Linked DNA regions of Homo sapiens: regions 1 and 3 are each linked to region 2. A link is a contact called in ENCODE Hi-C data. All regions are on one chromosome and are shown on one strand. Each heading gives the region's core, a stretch centred on a gene start or an enhancer-like site at or near the end of the contact. The rest is flanking DNA. Distances are from core to core; before and after follow the strand shown. Region 1 has its middle 7.4 kb from the start of TLE2. Region 2 holds the start of SLC39A3 (solute carrier family 39 member 3). Region 3 holds the start of S1PR4 (sphingosine-1-phosphate receptor 4).

Evidence for each region. A loop is a pair of places that touch in the nucleus more often than their neighbours do. Pooled maps may share reads with other maps.
Region 1: a pooled map shows a loop between it and region 2 (6-fold over the local background). The contact joins the enhancer-like site here to the promoter of SLC39A3 in region 2. A Hi-C loop is called at or near these places in 4 of 50 pooled maps.
Region 3: a pooled map shows a loop between it and region 2 (6-fold over the local background). The contact joins the promoter of S1PR4 here to the promoter of SLC39A3 in region 2. A Hi-C loop is called at or near these places in 10 of 50 pooled maps.

Annotation. Positions count from the first base shown.
Region 1 is chr19:3,034,733-3,038,569 of GRCh38, reverse strand. It overlaps a transcript of TLE2 not described here. Among named protein-coding and RNA genes, the nearest start is that of TLE2, 7.4 kb to the right of the region's middle. RefSeq lists silencers at 2,070-2,129, 2,790-2,959 and an enhancer at 3,100-3,299. Within about 2 kb of position 2,274, at least 38 of the 41 ENCODE cell types and tissues checked have a DNase peak (open chromatin) inside an H3K27ac peak, as active enhancers do.
Region 2 is chr19:2,738,611-2,742,092 of GRCh38, reverse strand. It overlaps SLC39A3 (solute carrier family 39 member 3), which reads left to right and starts at 2,076. Exons shown (of 3, transcript NM_144564.5): 1 at 2,076-2,148. RefSeq lists enhancers at 1,795-1,844, 2,545-2,594 and silencers at 1,905-2,304, 2,713-2,980.
Region 3 is chr19:3,177,519-3,181,224 of GRCh38, reverse strand. It overlaps S1PR4 (sphingosine-1-phosphate receptor 4), which reads right to left and starts at 2,456. Exons shown (of 1, transcript NM_003775.4): 1 at 893-2,456. The coding sequence starts at 2,432. The coding sequence ends at 1,278. RefSeq lists enhancers at 209-258, 869-1,098, 1,139-1,318, 1,359-2,008, 3,592-3,706 and a silencer at 2,239-2,788.

The sequences.
Region 1 (3,837 bases), core at 1,025-3,524, 300 kb before region 2:
ATAGATGTGGAGCGTGAGGGGAGAGTGGGAGAGAAGGACCCTTTAGGACATAGTGGGGGCTGGACACAGTGTTTCACACCTGTAATCCCAGCACTCTGTGAAGCTGAGGGAAGAGGACTGCTTGAGCCCAGGAGTTGAAGACCAGTCTGGGCAACATAGTGAGACCCTGTCTCTACAAAAAAATTTTTTTTAAATTAGCTGAGTGTGGTGGTACACACCTGTGATTCCAGCTACTCCGGAGGCTGAGGCAGGAAGACGGCTTGAGCCCAGCGAGGTCAAGGCTGCAGTGAGCTATGACGGTGGCACTGCACTCCAGACTGGGTGACAGAGTGAGACCTTGTCTCAAATAATAATAAGGACAAAATAAATGTTGGGAGTACAAATAGCTACCCTTTATGGAGCATTTACTATGCATTATTATTATTGTTATTGTTATTATTATTTTTTTGAGACAGAGTCTCGCTCTGTCCCCCAGGCTGGAGTGCAGTGGTGTGATCTCAGCTCACTGCAACCTCCGCCTTCTGGGTTCCAAGGATTCTCCTGCCTCAGCCTCCTGAGTAGCTGGGATTACAGGCGTGTGCCACCTTGCTCGACTAATTTTTCTATTTTTAGTATAGATGGGGTTTCCCCACGTTGACCAGGCTGGTGTCGAACTCCTGACCTCAGGTGATCCACCCATCTTGGCCCAACTAAGTGCTGGGATCACAGGTGTGAGCCACTGCACCCGGCCTACTATGCATTATTGTAAGTACTTTATAGGCCTTATTTGAAGATTCTATTATTAATCTTGTGTTCCAGACAAGGAAACCCAAGCAGAGTAAACGTGCCTGGCACTGAGCCGTTGTCACTCTGGGACTTCTCCCCCAGCCGCCCAGTTCTTACTCAGGGAGAGGCTGGAGTTCCTGAGCCCCTCAGCCAATCCTAGTGCCTCCTACCACGGGCTCCCAGGCCCTGACTCCTGCTGGTCAGAACCCACTGTGACTTCAGGACCCATGCGAAAGTAGGCACAGGGGCCTTCTAACCCTAGGGGGTATCTACCTCCCCGACACTTCACAGCTGGGGGATGTTCCCAGATCCACACAGCAAAGCTAGGGGTCAGAGCCCAAGGCTCACTCTGTCACAGGAAAGGGCTTAAGGCTGCCCCATCTTTCTTCTGTCCACTTAGGGTTAGGGTAATCTAAAGGCACTGCTCAAATGAGGCAACTCCTATGCATTCTGCAAAACCCTAGCTTAAATACCGAAACCCAACATCTTTTTGTTTTGTTTTGTTTTTGTTTTTGTTTTTGAGACAGAGTCTCACTCTGTTGTCCAGGCTAGAGTGCAGTGGCGCGAACTCGGCTCACTGCAACCTCTGCATCCCAGGTTCAAGCAATTCTCCTGCCTCAGTCTCCTGAGTAGCTGGGACTACAGGAGCGTGCCACCATGTCCGGCTAATTTTTGTATTTTTAGTAAAGACCGGGTTTCACTATGTTGGCCAGGCTGGTCTCGAACTCCTGGCCTCAGGTGATCCGCCTGCCTCGGCCTCCTGAAGTGCTGGGATTACGGGCGTGAGCCACCACGCCCTGCCCCAACATCTATTAAATACTACCACCCAACATCTAGAAAGCTATCCCAACTTCCCAATGGGGGCGCTAAATCCTGGCTGAGCCTGCCCCCACTCCCACCCCCAGCTCTGATCCTCCCTAACCCCAACCCCGACCACAGGGGTTCTGAGAGAGCTGGGCTGTCTCCCCCTCCTCCCAAACTTGGGAGCCCCTCCTTGAGTTTCCACCAAGGTCAGCCCTGGCTGCTCCCAGGCAGAACAGCACGGAGTATGGGTTTCATGAAAGTTTTGTCCAGCAATCTCACTGTGCATCTGGGTAAACTGAGGCTCAAAGAGAGGCCCTGGAGGTTCTAGGGAGATGGCTCCTCATGTTCCTGGGTGGAAGGAAATGTGTGTGTGATTTTTCCGGGGGGCACACCGCCAAGCGTGGCGGGGAGCTGAGGCTCAGAGGTCACCCGCGAGCCCGGGGCCAGCGGGAGGGGACAGGCCTGGCTGGTGGCCCGGCAGTTCGGCTGGAGGGGGCGGTAGGCAGAGGTTGGCGGTGTCGGAAGCCAAAGGCTTGGCCTCCCCGAGGGAGCCGCTTTCCCGGCCCGGGTCGGATCAATGGGCTGTAATTATACCGCGCCGGGCCGGGAGCCGGCAGGGAGGGAGCGGGAGCTGGCGGGAGGGAGGCGACGGGCGGGAGAGCGCGGGCCGGAGAGGTACCCACGTTACTTTGATTGACAGCCTGGGCGGGAGCCGCGCGGGAGCTTCTGGGAATCGTAGTCTTTTTCTGAAAACCCGTGCTCTCCTCCAGCTTCCACGCTCGGGGAAACTGAGGCACAAGGCCCAGCACCACCCCCCTCCACCCCTGACTACCTATAGGCCCATCCCCCCCACCTGGGGGTAAAACTGAGACCGTTCCTGGAGCCCCCAGGCTCGGGTAAGAGCTTCAGCTCTTCGCCGGGCGTCCAGCGTGACTTAACTACTCTTTGCTTCAGTTTACCTATCTGTGAAATAGGGAGAAAGATGCAACCTCTGCTCCGCCAGCTAGCTGGTAGCATATTGCACGAGGGTCCCTTGTTTTGAAGGGGAGATAGGCCAGGCTTGGGGGTGACTCGCTTTCCCCTGTTTCTGGATAATAATGGAGCCTTAGCCCCCCCTCCTCCAATCCGGTCGAGCTCGGGCGTCCACTAGGGTCTCAGATTCTCCTAGGGAGGGGGGCCACACTCGCCAAACCCCGCCGGGAGCGCCGAGCTGCCTTCCGATTGGCCCTACTGATCCCAGTGCCTCCTGCCATTGGTTGCTGGTCTCCTAATCCCCATTGGCCAGTTTCCTATGTGACGTCACTGACCCATGTGGGAGCGTCGCGAGCGGATTGGCTGGCGCCCCCAGCCAACCACCGCGGAGAAAGGAATTTCCACAGTAGCTGGGGCGGCCAGGCTGATTTAAGGTGGTCTGAGCAATCCGGGGTCCCAGCGCAGCTTCTCAGCTTTTTCCCTTTTTTTTTTTTCCGTAAACCCACATCCACAACGTAAAACCCTAGCCAGGAACCAGGGGCTGAGCCTCTCTGTAATGGGAAGGGGGAGATCGGCGGCTGAGCTCCTTTTCCCCTCTGGCAGCTTCTTCCCTGATGGTGCAGCTGGGGAAACTGAGGCGCAAAGAGGGGGTCCGTGAAGTCCCGCGTGGCAAATGAAGTCGCTGGGGACTCTACCCACGTTGGAACACGCCTGGCAGGTTGCTTCCCTGCTTCCTGCTCTGGCCGGATGTGGTATTTTGGGGAGTTATGGAGTCACAGGCGGCCAAGGGTTCCCCAGTATGCACACAGTTGCTGGCAGCAGAGTCTCCCCAAATTCCACCCGCTGCTCCCAAAGTTGGGGATGTTGCTGCCCAGAGCAAAAACTCCTCCTTCCTGGCGGATCACACACTAAGGGATGGGGTGTGTTCCTGTGTGCGTGTGTGGTCTTGTGGCTTCTCGGGCAATCCACAAATCTGTATTTACCCTCCCCGGTGCAGTGTGCCTGTTAGAGGGATCTGAAGACTGCTGGGTAAAGATCCCCTGCTCTAGGGAGCCTCAGCTCACTCACCGGGCAATGCCCCTGTTCCTCGCCCGGCTCTGCCTTCATCCTTAGCTCGCTCCTGTGCTGACACTGACCCTATGTGACCCTGGGAGGGTACGTGTCCCTGTACCTCTGTCCCCACCAGATGCTCTGGGAGCCCCTCCCTGGAAGGCCTAGGGCTGGATCTTCTCTAGGAATCCAGCCTCTTGCAGCATGTGGAGGTGTTCGTAGACTAAACATCCATTTATCCACCAA
Region 2 (3,482 bases), core at 827-3,326:
ATTTTCCCCCAAACTTAGTGCCAGCAGGCATTGTGGCTCATGCCTGTAATCTCAGCACTTTGGGAGGCTGAGGTGGGAGGGTTTCCTGAATCCAGGAGTTCAAGACTGGCCTGTGTGACATTAGGTAAAAAATTAGCTGGGCATGGTGGCACATGCTCCCAGCTACTCGGGAGGCTGAGGTGGGAGGACTGCTTGAGCCCAGGAGGTCATGGCTGCAGTGAGCTGTGATTGCACCACTGCACTCCAGCCTGGGTGATGGGGCAGGACCCTGTCTCAAAATACAAGCAAACAAACACAAAACTAAGTGGCTAGAACAGCATGTGTTATCTCAGTTTCTGTGGGTGAGGAATTCAGATGCAGTTCATATGGGTCTTCTGTTTTCAGGGTCTTTGTTTTTCTTTCTTTCTTCTTCTTCTTCTTCTTTTTTTTTCTTTTGAGACAGGGTCTCACTCTGTTGCCCAGGCTGGAGTGTAATGGTAATGATTTCAGCTCGCTGTCACCTCTGCCTCCTGGGTCCAAGTGATTCTGATGCCTCAGCCTCCTTAGTAGCTGGGACTACAGGTGCCCGCCACCATGCCTGGCTAATTTTGGTATTTTTAGTAGAGATGGGGTTTTGCCGTGTTGGCCAGGCTAGTCTCAAACTCCTGACTTTAAGTGACCTGCCTACCTCGGCCTTCCAAAGTGCTGGGATTATAGGCATGAGCTACCACATGCAGCCCTGTTTTAGGGTGTTTCAAAGGCTGCAATTGAAGTGAAGCAGTCATCCAAAGGCTCAACTGGGGCAGGACCCTCTTCCATGATCACGTTCATGGCTGTTGGTAGCATTTGGTTCCTTATGGACGCTTGTGCTGAGGGTCTCATTGCCTTGCTGACTGTTGGCTGGAGGACACCCTCAGTTCCTTTCCCTCTGGATCTCTCCAGCATCTTAGCTTGCTTTGTCAAGACACGTAGGCTGAGAAGGCGAGAGACAGGCTCTGCTGGCAAAACAGAAGTCACAATCTCTCATAGCCTAATCGCAGAATGACATCCCATTCATTTGCCATTTTCTATTTGTTAGAATCAAGTCATCAGGCCAAGCGCAGTGGCTCATGCCTGTAATCCCAGCACTTTGGGAGGCCAAGGTAAGAGGATCACCTGAGGTCAGGAGTTCAAGACCAGCCTGGCCAACATGGTGAAACCCCGTCTCTACTAAAAACACAAAAATTAGCCGGCATAGTGGCACACGCCTATAATCCCAGCTACTCGGGAGGCTGAGGCAGGAGAATCGCTTGAACACGGGAGTCGGAAGTTGCAGTGAGCCAAGATCGCGCCATTGCACTCCAGCCTGAGTGACAAGAGCGAGACTCTGTCTCAAAAAAAACCTTTTTTTTTTTTTTAGAGATGGGGTCTCACTATGCTGCCCAGGCTGGCCTTGAACTCCTGGACTCAAGCGATCCTCCCGCCTCGGTCTCTTAAAGTGCTGAGATTACAAGTGTGAGCCACTGCGCCCTGCCAAGATTTGGTTTTTAACTTACGCGTTACCTCCTATACTTATTTTTTCATGGTTTGAACATGTAACATCTACTTTCTTAGCAATTTTGCAGTATGCAATGCATTGTTACGAGCTGTAGCCACCATGATGTACAGTCGATCTCTTGGACTTACTCCTCCTGCCTATCAACAGAGATTTGTTGAAGGGATGAATCTGCTTCTTCAGCCGTCGGTAAGGGGATCAGCAGCGAGGACGCTGAGAGAGGAGCCGCCTCCGTTGGAAATCCCTTCCCATCCACCTCCAAGCCTCTTTCCAAGCGGGATTCAGCACCAGGCGCCCCTGGACAGCTCTGGAAACCCAACCCTGCCGGAACCGTTCCTCGCCAATCCGGGTTTCCCGCCGGGGCCGCTTGGTGGCTGCGCCCGCCGCTCAGCGGGAGGAAACCCCTTTCCTGTGCCGGTAGGAGAGGTGGAGTCGCATATGAGTGGCAGGTTTCGCAGCCAATAGTATGGAAAGTTCTGCCAGCGGGTCTCGGGGAGGCCAATGGGCAGGGGCGTGGGCGGGGCGTGGACCAGCCGCGCCGAGCGGGGCCTCTCCGGGCCGCGTCTGTGGGGTCGAGACTGCGCGGCCGTTGGGCGTGCAGCGGCGCCAGTCGGCGGACGAGGGGCCCCCGGGAGGTAGGTGCGGGCAGAGAGAGGACCTGGGGCGGCGGGGCGGGGCGGCGCTGAGCGGCCGGGGGTCTGTTGGACTCTACCCGCACGTTAGCCGAGGCCCGTCTCCGGTGCCCGGTAGCGCGAGGCACACAGAAGGCGCTCAATAAGTGCTGATTGAATGAATGAGCCCGTGCCCTCCTCATCCCGGCCCGAGCAGCCTCCGGTTTGAGAGCGTGCAGGCCACCCTCACCTTCACTGTACAGACTGAGGTATCCAGATGCCGGACAGGTCTTTATTGGGCGCCTACTGTGTGCCTGGGTGGCTCTGCGCTGGGTGCAGCTGGCCCTGAGCAAGACAGACAGCCTGGTCCCGCCCAGCTCACCGCCGGGGGGGAGGGACGACTTTAAATGACTTAAAATAATGTAATTCCTAGCTCCCTCTGTAGCACAAAATAAAAGAAAATAACACCAGGGAAGGGGGCGGGGAGAGCTCTGAGTGGAGACATCTGAGCAGTGACCCGAAGACCTGAATGCAGTGAGGTAGCGGGGCCATGAGGCGCTTGGGGCTGATGGTGGGGGAGAAAACCCAGTTGGGGAAAACTCAAGGACAGGGGAGGAGCTGAGATTCCTCCTAAGAACGGTGACATTTTGGGGTCCAGGGTGAAACCGACTTCACTTTGGCCCATTGCATCAGGTAAAATGCGGCCCTTATCAGTGGCCACACGCTTCCCCTCGTCCATGTGTTCAGCCAGCGGTTTTTGAGTATCTGTTCTGCAGCAGGCCTTCCGGCGGGTACAGGGATATGGTTTAGGGCAGGAGTCAGCCAGGGGCAGAGAGGGAGGCCCTTTTTTTTTTTTTTTTTTTTTTTTTGAGACGGAGTCTTGCTCTGCAGCCCAGGCTGGAGTACAATGGCGCGATCTCGGCTCACTGCAAGCTCCACCTCCTGGGTTGAAGCAATTCTCCTGCCTCAGCCTCCCGAGTAACTGGGATTACAGGCACGTACCACCATGCCCAGCTAATTTTTTTTTTTTTTGAGACAGAGTCTTACTCTGTCACCCAGGCTGGAGTGCAATGGCTTGATCTTGGCTCACTGCAACCTCCACCTCCTGGGTTCAAGTGATTCTCCTGCCTCAGCCTCCCAAGTAGCTGGGATTACAGGTGCCCACTACCACACCCAGCTAATTTTTGTATTTTTAGTAGAGACAGTGTTTCACTGTGTTGGCCAGGCTGGTCTTGAACTCTCGACCTCAGGTGCTGGTCTCGAACTCTCGACCTCAGGTGATCTGCCCACCTCAGCCTCCCAAAGTGCTGAGATTACAGGTGTGAGCCACCACTCCCAACCGAGGGAGGCCCTTTTGA
Region 3 (3,706 bases), core at 1,207-3,706, 440 kb before region 2:
CGTGTGTGCCTCACAGCTGCTGTGTTGGTGGGTAAATGGCCCCCACACACCGCATTCCCCATCGTACAGTGGAGAAATAATGACTTAAAGCAGAACTTTCTGAGCCCAGGCGGCGGGTGGTGTGGATTCTGACTCTGCTCAGACACTGGACTGGACGGGACTGGCTTGGTCCTGGGAGAAGGTGGGCGAGAGCTGTCTATGAGCTGCAGGTGCTGGAGGCTTCCGGATTTACATCTGCACTGAAACTGTGGCCACCCGCCCCATGGGGCTACCGAAATATAAACAGATTCAAATTAAACACAACCTACACTTCGAAATTCAGTTATCTGCTTGCACCGTAGCCCCGTGGGGCTGGCGTCTCCCATACTGAATGGTGTGGAGCTGAAACGTCTCCACTGGAGTTTCACGGGGCAGGCAGTTGTCAGCCCCTGTGGCTGGCGGGGAGCGTGTACAATCAACCCTGTGCTTCGGCTTCAGTGATTAAACTGTTTTACCCACCGGGAAAGCCGAGGCCGTTCATGCTGAAGGGGATGTGAGGGAAGATTCCCCCAGCCCAGGAAGCCAAGGTGGTGCCTCTGCCAGCCCCAGAGAGTGGGTCCCCAAAAGATGCAGAGGCCAGAGATGGGGCATGGGCCCTGCCATTTCTAAAGGGGAAGTGAACAAGAAGAGGCGGCATTAACTGTCATTGTCACCCCCACTTCCCGCAACGCCCAGAGGTTGTCCACACACACACACACACACACACACACACACACACACTCCACCCTCACAGGGCACTGGCCCGTGGCCCTCTCTAGCAAAGACACACCCGGCTGCCCCTAGATCCACAGCCCCCCTGAGCCACGGCCCCCACGCATGCACGCACCAGGGAATAAGAGGCCGCAACATCACGTACCATGATCGAACTTCAATGTTGCCAGGGCATGCATCCCACAGTCCACCCCTTGCAGCCTGGGAGCCCTACTGAGGCCCAGAGAGGGGCCGGGACTTCCCCAGAATCACACAGAAGCGGGGTTGTGGGGAACCCACTCGCCCCCACACCAGGGTGCTCTCTGCTCCTACGGGGAGGTGGGGTGGTTGCCTCCTTGTCCAGGGTGACCATGGGAAGCCCATTTGGCGTCAGAAGCCCCGAGAGGCCACCGGGAAGACCATGGGGGCCTGTCCCGTTCCCTGCTCCCCATACAGGCGAGGCTGCGTGCACACAGCTTCCTGTACCCCAGGAGGGCCTGCCTGGCACGCACCCGGTGGCTGCACCATCCACACGCAAGACTGCAACTTCAGATGCTCCGCACGCTGGAGATGCTGGACAGGGGCTCCCGCATCCGAAAGCTGAGCGAGCGGGAGCCGCGAAAGCTGTCCCTTGGCCTCAGAGAGCTGTCGGTGGTGGAAGCTCCGGAGTGAGCCTCGACGGCCCGGGCCAGGCAGTCCCCGGGCCCTCGCATGCCCAGCCGGAGACACCCGCAGCAGAGGAAGCTGAGCACGGCTCTGCACACCTCCCTGCTGCGGAAGGAGTAGATGATGGGGTTGACCGCCGAGTTGAGGACGGCCAGGGCCAGGATCCAGTCCATGCCCCGCAGGTACTCCTGGGCCCAGAGGTTGGAGCCAAAGACGTCGGCCAGCAGCAGCCCGAAGAGTGGGCCCCAGCACACCAGGAAGGCCAGCAGGATCATCAGCACCGTCTTCAGCAGGCGGCGGGCCTTGCGGCGGGCCGCTGGGCGTGGGGCCTTCTGCCCGCTGGCCTGCACCAGGCGGAAGATGGCCCCATAGAGGCCCATGATGGTGGCCAGGACGCCGGCGAAGATCACCAGGCAGAAGAGGATGTAGCGCTTGGAGTAGAGGGGCAGAAGGCTGGAGCAGCGGTCAAAGGCGCACAGGCAGTTCCAGCCCAGCAAAGGCAGCATCCCCAGCAGCGCGGCCAGCAGCCAGCAGAGGCCGATGAAGCCGTAGACGCGGCTGGTCTTGGTGGCCCCGCTCTCGGCCACCGGCCGCACCATGGTGGCAAAGCGCTCCCCTGCAGTGAAGAGCAGGCTGAAGGTGGAGGCGGCCAGGGCGGTGAAGAGCAGGCCCTCCCGTAGGAACCACTGGGCGGGCGCCAGACGGAAGGTGCGGGCCCCCGACAGCAGCACGTTGGCCAGGTAGGCCGCGCCCGTGAGCAGGTCACTCAGCGTGATGTTCACCAGGCAATAGTAGACCCAGCGTCGCGACCGCATGTGGCTGGTGATGGCCGCCAGCACCAGCAAGTTCTCCAGCACCACCAGGCAGCTGGCGGCCACCGACAGCCCCCGCAGGGCCCCCAGGCCGCCATCCTCCGGCCCCCCGCGCCCGGCCAGCCGGCCCGAGTGGTTGTAGTGCAGAACAATGAGCCGGCTGTGCCCGCCGGCCGCCAGCTGTTGGCAGGACTCGGGGGCCACCGGGGTCCCCGTGGCGTTCATGGCCTCCCCCGGGGGCTGACTGAGGCCCGACGCAGGGTGGAGCCACCCGCCTTGCTGGTCTTGGTTTCCTGTTATTTGAAATTTCCTGTTATGTTCAAGGTGCCCTCCAGGGTGGAGGTAAGGCCGAGGACAGGGAGGGGCACCCCAACGGTCGGCCCCCACCCGGGCTCCTGGAGCCAACGCGCTGGGGCTGCCCTGGCTGTGAGGACCCCCACCCCTGCCCTGGCTGCCTTCTTCCTGTCCTCGAAAGCCGGAGACCCGCAGGGAGCCCCGGAGCCGTCAGTCACGGAGGGGAAATGAGTCCCCACTCGGGATGGGCCACCCCTTTCCAGCCGGACGACTCCTCCCCACCAGCCCTGATCACCCCCGAAGCACCCGTCGGCTCCACTGAGGTCTCCCCACATGCTCCACCGGCGCTCAGCACACAGCAGGTGCCTAATAAATGTCAAGTGCCTGCATGCCCTTGAGCACTGACTCATCCGACTTGATCCCCGAAACAGGGCCTGATGCGTTACAGAAGAGGAAACTGAGGCCCAGAGAGCCCGGTGCGTTGCAGAAGGGGAAACTGAGGCCCAGAGAGCCCGATGCGTTGCAGAAGGGGAAACTGAGGCCCAGAGAGCCCGATGCGTTGCAGAAGGGGAAACTGAGGCCCAGAGAGCCCGAGGCGTTGCAGAAGGGGAAACTGAGGCCCAGAGAGCCCGAGGCGTTGCAGAAGGGGAAACTGAGGCCCAGAGAGCCCGATGCGTTGCAGAAGGGGAAACTGAGGCCCAGAGAGCCCGATGCGTTGCAGAAGGGGAAACTGAGGCCCAGAGAGCCCGATGCGTTGCAGAAGGGGAAACTGAGGCCCAGAGAGCCCGAGGCGTTGCAGAAGGGGAAACTGAGGCCCAGAGAGCCCGAGGCGTTGCAGAAGGGGAAACTGAGGCCCAGAGAGCCCGATGCGTTGCAGAAGGGGAAACTGAGGCCCAGAGAGCCCGAGGCGTTGCAGAAGGGGAAACTGAGGCCCAGAGAGCCCGATGCGTTGCAGAAGGGGAAACTGAGGCCCAGAGAGCCCGATGCGTTGCAGAAGGGGAAACTGAGGCCCAGAGAGCCCGATGCGTTGCAGAAGGGGAAACTGAGGCCCAGAGAGCCTGATGCGTTACAGAAGGGAAAACTGAGGCCCACAAAGGCGGCCTGAGGCCAACTTTCTGCCCATGGGAGGACACACAGGTCCAGGGAGAGAGACCCCCAGGGACAAGCTGGTAGGGTCTCGGGGCCAGGCGCCCATTTTGGGATTC